Regions from separate parts of the Homo sapiens genome. Here region 1 is linked to region 2. A link is a contact called in ENCODE Hi-C data. All regions are on one chromosome and are shown on one strand. The core of a region is the stretch at or near the end of the contact, and the rest is flanking DNA. Distances in the headings are between cores, read along the strand shown. Region 1 holds the start of SPCS3 (signal peptidase complex subunit 3). Region 2 holds the start of ADAM29 (ADAM metallopeptidase domain 29).

Evidence for each region. A loop is a pair of places that touch in the nucleus more often than their neighbours do. Pooled maps may share reads with other maps.
Region 1: a loop to region 2 is called in a map of OCI-LY7, with 4 times the contacts of the local background. The contact joins the promoter of SPCS3 here to the promoter of ADAM29 in region 2. A Hi-C loop is called at or near these places in 1 of 168 maps with a recorded cell type or tissue (OCI-LY7), 3 of 37 single-sample maps with no recorded cell type and 4 of 50 pooled maps.

The regions. Positions count from the first base shown.
Region 1 is chr4:176,314,843-176,321,517 of GRCh38, forward strand. It overlaps SPCS3 (signal peptidase complex subunit 3), which reads left to right and starts at 5,124. Exons shown (of 5, transcript NM_021928.4): 1 at 5,124-5,377. The coding sequence starts at 5,235. It overlaps SPCS3-AS1 (SPCS3 antisense RNA 1), which reads right to left and starts at 5,668. Exons shown (of 4, transcript NR_186171.1): 1 at 5,303-5,668. RefSeq lists an enhancer at 4,935-5,435 and silencers at 5,418-5,537, 5,658-5,727, 5,758-5,837.
Region 2 is chr4:174,913,231-174,920,369 of GRCh38, forward strand. ADAM29 (ADAM metallopeptidase domain 29) reads left to right here and starts at 5,128. Exons shown (of 5, transcript NM_014269.4): 1 at 5,128-5,241.

The DNA of each region.
Region 1 (6,675 bases), core at 3,874-6,373, 1.4 Mb after region 2:
TTCCTTTTGAGAGTCTGGAATTTGGGTACCTGCTAGCCAAAAACTGGTTTTCCTTCTGAACTTTTTTTTTTTCCTCTTTAAAGAGATTCACAAACATAGCACTCCTGGAATTATCACACTGGAATAGTCTACTTACCAGCTTGACTGATTATATCTTTCGATTAACCAAGCAAGTATCTTCAAAACAACAACTATAACAAAAACCTACTGCAATAACTTCTGGCCTGGTCTACAAACTGGCAGTCGCATCCGTCTCAAAGAAATTACTTATCTACTGAGAGCCTACATGGTCATGACACTCAACTGATCTAAAATCCTCAAAAGTTCGTTATTGTCTCCTGAATTATGATCAAACTTATTAGCCTGGCACTCAAGCCTTTTACAATTTGTCCTTGGCCTACATATTCAATTTAGCTTTACACTTTACCATTTTACCCATTTACACTTTAACTGTTCGTTACCTGTGTGTGACATATATGCTTTACATGAGAATTCTTTCAAAAATATCATGATCTATGATTTCAAGGTATCTCAATTCAATAAGAATTTTTTTGACCATCTACTACGTGCAAGGCTCAGTGTCCTGGGCACTGAAAGGGATAGAAAAATGAACAAGACCTGATCCCCACTCTCTATGATGAACAACATAATTCATAGTCACTTTCTGAAAACCATTTGAGTCCTTAATGTGCTAGATCTATAACATGCTCCATTGCAGGAACTTCCCTGGGGAGCTTGGTGCTTTGTGGACTCTTTGGATATTCCCAATAACACCATATTTAATTAGAACGTTTTTATTGGCCGGGCGCAGTGGCTCATGCCCATAATCCCGGCACTTTGTGAGGCCTTGGCGGGCGGATCGGCTGAGGTCGGGAGTTCAAGACCAGCCTGGCCAACATGGTGAAACCCTGTCTCCACAAAAAATACAAAAAAATAGCTGGGCGTGGTGGCGGGCGCCTGTAATCCCAGCTACTCGGGAGGCTGAGGCAGGAGAATCACTTGAACCTGGGAGGTGGAGGTTGCAGTGAGCTGAGATCGCGCCATTGCACTCCAGCCTGGGCAACAAGAGCGAAATTCCATCTCAAAAAAAAAAAAGAAGGCTTTTATTATATCTTTCAGTTTATCCCCTTTTTAAAAAGCATTATCTGGCCATGTGCACACAGCTTTATTTAAAGATTTCCTTATAAAGTGATTTATTGTTCTTACCTCTTCTTAGCTTGGTGTTACAGAAGAATAATTATTTGCAAATATGAAGATCAAAACTTTACATTTATTCTAGGTTTCTTTCTATCCTTCAGAAATACAGTTAGGCATGTCTTTCCCAGCTGATCGCTATTTACTCAAGCGCTGACAAAGCATGCCAATCGCTCCCCCCATTACTGCCACTAGGTTCTGAGCTGAAATCATTAAAGAGTACAAGACACTTAGTTTAAAAATGCTACGTATTAATTTAAGGTCTGTAATACTATTTCAGATAAACAGCCTCAGTTTCCTTCAGTACAACCTCAGTGTTTGACTAGTAGTATTTGCATCAAAAAGCATTAAAAATAAAATAACACGTTACAATGTTGAAGACTACCATTCATAATGAAAATGTAACTATTATTAATACTTGCTTACCAAATAATATATCAACAATTTTTGTGAAGGAGAAACTATAGGAGATGTGAGAATAAACAGACAAAACACAGTATTGGAGATTTTAACAAATCTCTCAGAATCCAAGAAAATGAAGGTAACAAATATTACTACAGATGTAAAAGACATAAATAACATAATCAATAAGGCAGATCTCATAGGTATCTATCAAATTCTATATACTATTAAGAGGAAATACCTTCTTTCAAGTTGCACATTGAATTTTCACAAAAGTGACATTTTAGGCCACAAAGAAGACCTCAATAATCCAAAGAATAGAAATATACAAACAGCATTCTCTGCCTACATGATTTAAAATCAGACATTAATTTAAAGCAATCAAAAGGAAAAATGGTACTTTCTCTTGGAAATTCATAGTCAGAAATTTTAGGATACAGCTAAAGCAGTTACCATAACAATAAACATGAAAAATATACCAACTAAATATCCAATTTCCAAAGCTAATAAACAAAAAAAGTGGAATGAAAAAAGTTGATAGTGTTAAAACCAAAAATTAATGAGTTGGAAAACAGTAGAGTTAATTAGTAAATGCAGAAGTGCTTTGAAAGAAAACAAGAAAAAATACTAATTAAAACAATAAATGAAAAAGGTAGAAAGCACAAGTATACATAATTAGAATTAACAATTAATAATTTAAAAAAAATAGAAGAATAGACTCCCTTGGGAATTTCTACCAAATTTTCTATCAAATTTTTAAAGACCAGATCCAAATGCTACTTAAAATATCCCAGTGCACAGAAAACTAAGGAAAACTTATTTTCCTTGTTATATTAGAAATATATATTTTCTAATTTGAGTATAATATTACAATCAAAAAAACACATCAGTTTCACTATGAATATTGATTACACAAACTAAAAAACAAAAAACCCCAAAATTAGCAAAGAAAGCACAAGAGCATATTAAAAACTAATTCATCATGACCAGGTGGAGTTTATTCCAGGAATGCTTACTGGGCCAATATTATAAAATCTATTCATATAACCCATTAAATAAGCAGAGGAAATAAGATAGAGGAAAGAAGTAGAGGAAATAAGATAGGGAAAATGCATCTGAAAACAATTTAGCACTTGTTTATATTTTTAAAAATTTCCCAATAGGAATAGATATTTCCTATCAATATGCAATATATATTATATAATGATACATGTACACACACACACACAATTTCCATCTCAAAGCCAACATCTTACTTGATGGAGAAATGAAAGGAAATTTCCTGCTCAAATCAGGAACAAAAAGATATCAGTTGTCCCCATCTGACTGAATATCATGTTGGAAATATTAGCTACTGAAATGAATAAACAATTGGAAATATAATAATTGGAACGGAAAAGGCAAAATGATATCTAATGTAGGTGATATAAATGTCTAGAAAATCTAAAGAAACACTTGGAAAAATAAAACAGAATAAGAAAATTCCCTATCCCATCCCTCTCCTGCTCTTTTTGTGGACTTTTATGTGTTTTTAGCACTACCAGTAAGTCAAGTTAAAAACTGTGGTGTCATAATAATAATACTAGTTTCATTTGAGTGTTCACAATCTGCATTCACTCTATGCTTTGCAGACCCCCACTCTTATTTAGGCAGTTGCTAAGTAACATAGAGTTTGTTTCCGAAATGCCCCTCCTATCAGTCTTCCTTTTGGGTCCATCACTCACTCTCCACATATAACTGGTAAATGGTTGCCTGTGTAGCGATGCTTGTTTTACATGTAATTTCCCTGATATAAAGTCAACTTCTTGACCTGGTTTTCTACCATAACTTACCTTTCCAGGCTTATTTCTGCTTACTCTTTTATACATGCATTGTTTATCAGGACCAGCCTTCTGAGTATCTCTTAGATATACCTGTACTTGCAGTTCAACAACAAGAATTATTTCCCTAAAACATGCTATAATAATAATGTGTCTTGTTTAGGCTTTGTGTTAAATAATTTGCACACTGTGTTGTCCCACATTACCAGGGCTGTAATTCCTTCCTCCTTTGCTATGTAACTTCCCAGGGTATTTTTTTGTTTTACATTTCAGATTTGTTTTTATTTTATTAACTCTACCTGATTATATACTTTTGAGTGTAGAAAGTGATCAGTACAATCTCTGTATCACTTGCAGTATAGATGGCATTCAATAAAAATCCTTTTTTTTCTTTTTTTGTTAACAAACTGTGCCAGCCTGGAAGTTAAAAACTAAGATTTTAAACGCAACTAAGGATCTCTCTTTAGTCTCTATTTTATCGATTTTTCATTAGTTGGCTCTATTTGAGCAGGGAGTCTGCCTTATTAGTGCTGTATTCTCAAGGCTTAGAACTATTCCTGGTACACGGTAGGCACTTGGTAATAATCCTACCTGTATGGCTATACAAAAATTAATTGAATGGTCATGAATAATGCAAAGAAGCAAAAGCTTAACAAGAGACAACATAAGCCAGTATCAAGATCAGATGTTCACAGTTTTCTGGTTTGTTCCTGATCACATTCCAGGACAGATATTTTTGTTTGGTTTATGGACTGAAATTTTTAAAAAAAATTTATTTCAGCAGACCCTGAATCCATTTTTATAAAAACCCTTAGCTGTGAAAGGAACAAAGGTTTTGGCAGATAGTATAATCAGAGTCAGGATTGGCTCGGTTTGAACCCTAATGCCCTTCAGGATATTGAAAATGTGATAAAATAATTGCATTATTTATTAATGACCCAACGAAATTCTTATACATTATGCTGTAGAGCAATTCCGCAGCCATTATCTTCTTTGCTCCTAAGAACCCAGAAAGGTTATCCTTTTATTTATCAGAAATCACCATGTTAAAATGCAAATACTTAGGATCGGTAGCCTCAACCCTTATCTTCTAAAACATCTTTAGCTATCCATACAAAGCAAAGCATTAATAGGAATTGGACTGACGTTGGAGGTGGAAATACTGATGCACGTGACAGCTTTAAGGACTTGGGCGGCTAATTCCCCACTCCCCACTGCTCCTCAGATCCTCCAAAAAAAGCTCAAGTCCTAACTTTGACCAGGTTTGACAAAGAAGGGAGAGGACCAGGCGTTTTGTAAAGTGCTGCTTCCAAACGCCACCCGTCAGGACAGATTCTAAACCACCTTAACTTGCTGCCGGTTTCAAGTGAAAATAAATGGTACATAAGTAATCAAGAAGTCGCAGTCCCAGACCTCTGACCAAAGAACCGAAAAAGGACAGCGAACGACCGGTTCCCAATTCTCTGAACCCAAAGGTCGGAGAAGCAATTTAGAAGAGGAGGGGGTGGGTCTTCCACAACAAACCCCGCCCCTCCCTCACTCGTCGCTGATTGGTGGCGGCGTTAGGCCGCGACGGAGGGGCGGGCCCGCGGCTGAGTCTCTCCCTTTCCGCGCCGCCCCGTGCGCGCTGTGGGTGTGTTTCGGGAAGCGGGCGCGCGCGCGCTCGCGTCGGAGGACCGGAAAGGAGGCGGGGCTGCGGCGGCGCGCGCTCCCGGAACGCGCGCACCGCAGACGGCGCGGATCGCAGGGAGCCGGTCCGCCGCCGGAACGGGAGCCTGGGTGTGCGTGTGGAGTCCGGACTCGTGGGAGACGATCGCGATGAACACGGTGCTGTCGCGGGCGAACTCACTGTTCGCCTTCTCGCTGAGCGTGATGGCGGCGCTCACCTTCGGCTGCTTCATCACCACCGCCTTCAAAGACAGGAGCGTCCCGGTGCGGCTGCACGTCTCGCGGATCATGCTGTGAGTGAGGCCGGGCCGGCGGTGCAGGACGCCGGGACCGGGCTGGGGCGGAAGCCGAAGCCGGGCCGCCGCGCCGGGGCTGCCGTGCCGGGGCCGCGGGCAGGGCGTCCGGATCGCCCTCCTGAGCGGCAGTTCGCCCCCGAGGGCGGTCGTCAGGGGTGGACGTCGCAGGCTTTTCCGGCGTCCCCTCGGAACTTGCACCCCTCCACCGTAAATTCCCGGGCTTGCTCTTAAATTTTAATTTTGAGCGTTCCTCAGGTCGGTGCCTCCGCTTGCTTCCTGTTCCTCACTTCCCTCCACCCACGCCTGGCCAATGAGGGAGCAACACAACAGCAGAGCCGGCGCCGCCGCCCGCCTGGGCTGGCGCCTCCCGCGCGTCCGGTGCCGCTCGTGGTCCGCATGCGAGGCCCTCCAGGCGCTGCCGCCGCGCTCTGGGTCGGGCTTCCGTGGGGTTTCCTGGCGGCTCTGGAGGCCACAGGACGGGGTTGTCTTTGTGTCATTCATCACCCGAGTTTGCCCTGTTTGACATTCCCTTTACAGTTGTTGCCTTTGCACCTTCAGAAGGCAGTAAACAGTTGGAGCTGCTTTGAAGTTGGCCAGAGATGTTGGGCACTGAGAGAATTAAGCATCTTAGCCTTCTGATACAGCGAGATTTTTGTTTTGTTGGGTTTCTTTATTTCTTTTTCTTTTGCCAACCACTTGAAGAAGTCTGCGAAAACGCCAAAAAATGCAGTTCGAAATGACAGTGCCATTTCGCTATTGCCTATTTTGTCCTTGATTTTATTCTCTGGCACTTTTGTCTTTAATCGTCGTATTTTTCCATCTCTTGTTCTCATACCCTTCTACTCTATTTCCGTCTTACACAAGTTCTTTAACCTTAGTTTATTTCTTTGTCAGAATCGCCAAGAAGCCAGTTATCAAATAGCGAGCCTTCTCCCCCCACCTTTTTTTTTTTTTTTTAAATTACTGTACTGATGTTTGTTAGATATTGTTCGAATAGACCTGGGGTGGACATCAGCACTGCCATTGTCAGCCCTGTGAGGGTTAGAAGAGCTTGGTGCATATTAAACACTGAACAGATGTTAGCTGTTGTTGTCTTGAGCAAGTTTTCTTACCATTCTGGGCCTTAATTTCTTTTTGTTTAAGATGGAAGTAATACCTAATTTTTAGGTTGTGAGAATTATTTGAAATGTGAAAAATATTGTCAGTGGGTCTGAGCCGTAGTAAACAGTAAATAGCAGCTGGTTACAGTAGTATCCCCTTAATGGGGTAGGTATACGTTCCAAGACCCCCAGTGG
Region 2 (7,139 bases), core at 3,878-6,377:
AAAAGGCCTAGCTTTTGGTTGATCTTGGCTTTCATCATGCCTTTCTTATTTAGCTTAATCATTTCTAGCTTTCGATTTAAAGTGAGAGACATGTAGGTCTTCCTTTTACCCTCACACTCAGAGACCATTATAGGGTTAGTAATTGGCCTCATTTCAATATTGTGTCTCAGGCAATAGGGAAGCTTGAAGAGAGGAAGAGAGACAGGGAAATGGCTGCTTGGTGGAGTAGTTAGAACACACATTTACCAGTTAAGTTTACCATCTAATATGGTTTGTAGTGCCCCAAAACAATCACAACAGTTACATGAAAGATCACTGATCACAGGTTGCCATAACAGATATAATAATAATGAAAAGGTTTGAAATATTGCAAGAATTACAAAAATGTGACACAGAGATTTGAACTGAGCACATACTTTTGGAAAAATGATGCTGATAGACTTGCTCAATAGATGGTTATCACAAATCTTCTATTTGTAAAAAATGAAATATTGGCAAAGTTTAAGAAAGCAAAGCCTAATAAAATGAGATATTCCTGTAAAATCAACCCAGCCTGAGGAAAATAATCAGTGGATTTCTAGATTGGTCAATAGAGATTGCCACAAATAAAATGTAAAGAGATAAAAGAGTGGGAAAAAAGAGAGCAGAGTAACAAAAAGCTATGAGGCAATATCATCTGGTCTAACACATGTGTAATTAGAATATCAAAGGGAGAAGAAATAATGAGCAGAAGAAATTTTTTAAAAATGTGCCTAAGAATTTTCTGAAATTAGTGACAGACACCAATCCACAGATCCAAAGAGCTGAGAGAACAACAAGCAGGACAAATTCCAAAAAGACACATCTACATATATCATATTCAAACTGTTGAAAGCCAAGCAAGTGAGCAACCAAAGTAACACACACACACACACACACACACACACACACACACACACACGAGAGAGAGAGAGAGAGAGAGAATCTTAAGGTAGCTGGTATGGGGGTTATATAATTTATAATAGTACTTAAAATGAAATGCTTTGGTGTAACTAAATATAACAGAATGTGTGGAGAATCTGTATGCTGAAAAGGAAATAAATCTGATGGAAAAAATAAAAGACAATCTAAATAAATGGAAAGCTACACAGGGTTAAGTATTTGAAACACTTAATATTTGAGATGTCAATTCTTACCAAACTGATTTTTATCCCAACAAAAATCCCAACTAACTTCTGTAAATATTGACAAGCAGATTCAAAATGTATACGGAAAGGCAAAGGAACCAGATTAACCAAACAATTTTTATAAAGAAAAAAATTGTGAGGGGGATCTGACACTACTACATTATAGTACTGTTATAAAGCTACAGCATTCAAGACTACAATATTAATGAAAGGATCAAGTCATAAATCAATGGAGCAGAATAAATATCTTAGAAATAGACCCACAAAATGTAGCCAACTGATTTTTCACAAATATAGAAATAGAAAAGGCATAGTCTTTTTAGCAAATGGTACTGAAGCAATTGAACTTCCATATGCAAAATAAATAAATGACACCTCGGCAGACACTTCATGCCTAATATAAAAATAAACTCACAATGGATTATAGACCCAAATAGAAACATAAACTATAAAAGTTCTAGGAGAAGGAGGATTGCATGACCTTAGCAATGAATTCTTAGGTATAGTGCAAAAGCATGAGCCATATGTTTTATAAATACAGTTTTTCTATTTATGTTTGATAAATAGAGTTTATCAAAATTAAAACATTTTGCTCTTCAAAATATATTCTAATGAAAGTGAAAATACAAACAACAGACTGGTAGAAAATATTTGCAAATTACATTAGAGATAAAGAACTTGTATCTAGAAATGTAGAGAACATTTAACAATCACAAGAAAACAAACTACCTAACTAAGATGGGAAAGGTCTCAAACATTTTGAGAAAGAAAATAAACAGATGACAATCAAAACCATATTGAGTTACCTCTACACACATATCAGAATGGCGAAAACAAAACAAAACAAACATACAAAAATTGATAATAGCAAATGCTTGTGAGGATGCAGGAAACAGAAACTCTCCTTCATTGCTGTTGGGACTGCAAAATGGTATGTACAGCCACTTTGGAAACTGACAGTTTCTTACGACGTTAAATATATATTCACCGTGTGAACCAACAATACCATGTTTGGTTTTTCTTTTTGTTTTTTGTTTTTTGTTTTTGAGACGGAGTCTCACACTGTTGCCCAGGCTGGAGTGCAGTGGTGCGATCTCGGCTCACTGCAAGCTCCGCCTCCCGGGTTCACGCCATTCTCCTGCCTCAGCCTCCAGAGTAGCTGGGACTACAGGCGCCCACCACCACGCCCGGCTACTTTTTTGTATTTTTAGTAGAGACGGGGTTTCACCGTGTTAGCCAGGATGGTCTCGATCTCCTGACCTTGTGATCTGCCTGCCTCGGCCTCCCAAATTGCTGGGATTACAAGTGTGAGCCACCGCGCCCGGCCCCATTGTTTAGTTTTTAACCTAGGTAAATTAGTAAAAGTCTGTGTGCACAAAACCTGAAACCTGTATGCAAATTTTTCTAAAAGCTTTATAATCACCACAAAGCAAAAATAACCAGGATTCCCTTTAACATATGAGTAGATTAACATGCTGCAAAGTACCTATACAAAGAAACATTACTCAGCACTAAAAAGAAACTGTTGATTCATACAACAATATGAAGAAATCTTGATTTCATTTTGCCAAATGAAAGCAGCAAGACCCAAAGGGCTGTATACTGTATAATTTCATTTACATGACATTTTGCTAAATGAGAAAAAAAAATCAGTTGTTGATCAGGACATTTAGTTTTGATCACTGGAGAGCACACAATGGAAATTTAGAATGAGGCAACTGTTTTATATGGTTCTGCAGTGATGTACAAATGACACTACGCATTTTTCAAAATTTCAGAAACCATACAAAATAGTGCATTAAATGTACTCATATTAAAATAAAAACTAAGCTTTTGGAAATCCAAGGATGAAATGAAGACTGTGCCAAATAAATCTAAGTACAGGGTTTAATCTCACTGAAGTGTGTGAGAGAAACAAGAAAGAGCTCACAATAACGTTGGGAACAATGTTTTGACTAGACCATAAAATTAAAGGCAGAAAGAACTTTACATAAGCACTTTATTTTAGCTGGTAATTTTGATCTCACAGGGTAAATTTAGCCATTCTGGAACTACAACTCCTAAAGTTGTACAAGTAAGTAAACAAAATGTAGACAGTTCACTACATGGAATGGAATGGGAACCAAATTCTTTATATCGAAAAAGGAAATTACAAATGAGCAAGTGGGAGAGGCTAGAATGACCACTGTGGCCATGAGTTACAATTGGAAATAAAAGATTGAGTTCTTGTTTCTTTTAATATGCATAAATATAAGTAAATACAGAAATACATATAAACGTGTGCATATGTACATATAACTTTCTCTCTCTTTCCAGAAAAAGTAAACAAGCAATGATAGTTCTATAGCAATGAGCACCACTGTTGTTTATATCATGGATTCTAAATATGATTCTGCAATCATATTTAGAGAAATGACTGATTTCTTTGGTCATATTTGGAGAAAATATGGGGCTTGGGCAGGAAAAATACAAATGATTCTGGAGCATCCTCTGGTGCTAGAAAGCAAGCAAGGGCTGATAAATACATAAACATACAGATAAATACATAGGGCATGTCAAAGTGATCCAAGAGTTATCCTGAAACCTCAAAAAATCTCCCAAGACAACCCTAGAACAACTTGAGTAACAAAATAAACAATGTCATTATTGAATTACATCCATTAGATCAAATAAACACGTGCCCATACTGTTATAAATAATCAAATAAATTAATTGATGAAGAAAGGGAAAAGCTTCTTTACAAATGGTGAATGTAGAAGAATGGCAGAAATAACAAGTCAACAGGTCTGAAAATATCTCCCCAAAATATTTATTAAGTACTATGGTAGTTGAAACATATGCCTGTAAATTCTCTGATACTCCTCTCTCCATGGTGGAGCTTGAGGGTGGGTTAGATTTGTTAAGAAGCTTCTAATGAATAGAGCAGGAAAAGAGACAAAAGGCAGCTTTCCAGTGGAGAAATCTATCAGTCGCTAACTTAGCCATGGTGTCAAAGTAAGCCATCTCCAATAACAAATCATGTTGATATCAAGTTTCCCTGACATATTAGAAAAAGGCTTTAAATGATATTCTTCACAAAATCCATACCTCAGTTGCACTGTGAGAACCACAGAAACCCATATCAAGGGCCATTCTACAAAATACCTTCCAAAGTATATTGGTAATGAACAACAAGGAAAAACTGACAAACTGTCACAAACTGGAGGAAACTAAGGGGATACGATGACTTAGTAATGTGGTAACCTGGACTGGATCCTGGAAATGAAAAAAAAATTAGGGGAAAATACAGGCAAATCCTAATGAAGTCTGTAACTTAGTTAATAGTATTATACCAATGGTAATTTTTTACTTTTAATAAATGTATCATGGTTATTCAAGATGTTAACATTAGGGGAAGCTAGATGAAGCATATATGAAAACTCTACAAGCTTTGCAACTCTTCTTTAAGGATTTAATCATTAAAAAATTAAAAATAAATGAAAAAAACAGCTGCAACAATGGTCTATACGTTGAGAATTTCAAAAAGATGCTGTTTACTTTGGGATTCAAGTAAAAACACTATAGTTGTTAAACCCTAGAGTACTCTTGAAAAAGACGGTTTTGTACACTTTAAACTGAAAGAGTATAGGAAAAATAATTTCACTCTTACAGCTAGGAAACAAAAGGGAACAAATACAAATGGGATAATTATTGAAGTTTCTGCAAGGGGGAATAAATCGCTCAATGTCCCTTCATTGCATAAAGGCAAAGTTCTCTAATTATTAAAGAAAAAAACCTCAACATTTTGATTGATAGGCCCTGTGACATCTGTCATACATCTTGACATTGTTACCTAACTTCTCCCTGGGACTGAATAACTATCAGGTGCCGGGTACCGCTAATAAACCTCAAACACTTTGCATGCCCCAGTGCATAACTGTCGCCCTCAGACTCTTAATTGAGAAACATTCTTTCCTCCTTTGTGACATCACATCCACTAACCAAATGGGGTGGTGTGAGTATCTCCTATAAAATAAAAGCTCTCCTGATGGCCTGTTCCTGCACATTTCCTGAGGACGCCCTCGATCACAAGCAGGTTATAGCTATTTAAACCTTGCCTTACCTGTACTCTTTACACAAATTGAAGGTCAAAGAAGTAGTCATACTTCTGGGCATAGATTAAACTGATTTTGTAATACTGTTTAGGCTGAACCTATCAGTTTCAGACTAAACCCTCCAAATATCTGCCCAAACTTGCCCCATACCCTCTAAAACCAAGGCCTAACAAAGCACTAAAATCAATAGATGAAAACCTAATTGAGAAATGAATCATGAAACTTTGTACTATTCCTTGTAGTACTTCTCTAAATTTAAAAAAAAGAAAAAGAAAAAAAAACACAGGGCAGTGATATAAATTTGTTCAGAATCTCAGGAGTATAAATTGAATAATGATCTCCCACTTCTCTGTAGTAACAAATTCAAATATTATTTTGTCTTTGGTGCATAATGAAATTGCATATTTTACAGCTGTAAATCTGTTTTCTGTTCCTTTAGAATCTGTTTAATTCAGAGTCATATGTTTGCTTTCTTCTGAGAAATTCGATAACGTACACTGGTAATTATGACTTAGGGCTTATTGAGATATTGTCTTAATTTTTAAAAGTCTTTAACCAGGGCCTCAAGGAACTTACATTTCCCTATATTCTACCATACTTTGTGGCATTCTAAAGTTTAGCTGAGCTCTAGGACTGACTCCATCCATCTAATTACTTGTTTTATCTCTAATAGTCTATAAACTTTCTGATGGGGACTAAAATTTTTTCTCAAAGTAAAGTGTATCATCTGAAGCATAATATATCCCAAGGAGGTAAATTTCTCTTTTCTGAAAGATCATAACCATTCAGAATTTTTCTAGTTAGTAACCAGGAGATTTTAGAGATGATTCTTTGGGTCTCATTCACTATAGCCAACAATGGGTTTCCAAATGTATTCATTTTCTGTGGCTAGATATTAAATTAGCACAGAGTTAGGCGCAAAAAGCAACACACATTTATCACACCACAGTTTCTGTGGATGAGGAGTTTGGGTAAGGCTTAACTAGGTCCTTTGTTCAGGGTCTCACAAGCCGAAATCAAGGCATTAGCCACGTTGCAGTTCTCTTCTGGAGCTCAAAGTTCTCTTCCAAGCTCATTAATGTTGGTAGAATTTAGTTACTTGTGGTTGTAGCATCAAGGTCCTCTCCTTTTAGAGGCTCCCCCTCTTTACTGGCAGCTTTCAATACAGCTGTTTCTCTTTAAGGCTAGCTAGAGATTCTTTTGCTTTTATGGCTTTCACCTGATTAAGTCAGTGCCCATCCAGAATAATGTCCCTTTTGAGTCAAAGTCAACTAATTAGAGATCTCAGTTACAGCGGCAAAACCCTTTCACCTTTTCTGTGTTACATAATCCAATCACTCAAGTGACATTTATCATATTCAAAGATCCTACTTATATTCAAGGGAGAGGGTTATACAAGAACATGCACATCTGGGCATTTTAGGAGTCATTTTCTTATTCTGTCTGCCACGTTGACTTTCAGAAATTGACACAATACTGTATCACTTAACCAAATCTTTGTTAATCAAATCTCTTATCTGAGAATTTATGCATATATAGGCATTTCATGCTTTAAAAATTAGCCCTTCAACAACCTCTCATTATGAGCCTGCGTCATCATGAATCATGTTACCTATTCATACATAAAAGATCTGAACAAGTCAAATATCTCTTCCATCTCAACAAACCAGTATCATGCAACTATTTTTCTACTAACCCAATGTCAAAATCCTACTTTCCTAAGCTGAAAGCAGAAGTTGAAACTTGATGGAGGCTTCTACTAACAGTTTTACTTTCTACCTTAAACTTAATGGTTCCCTATTTTGCCAGTCTTTGCTGCCCATTAAAAGTATGCAATATTTCCTAAGAAAGTAGGCTTACTTTCTAAAATTGAATTACT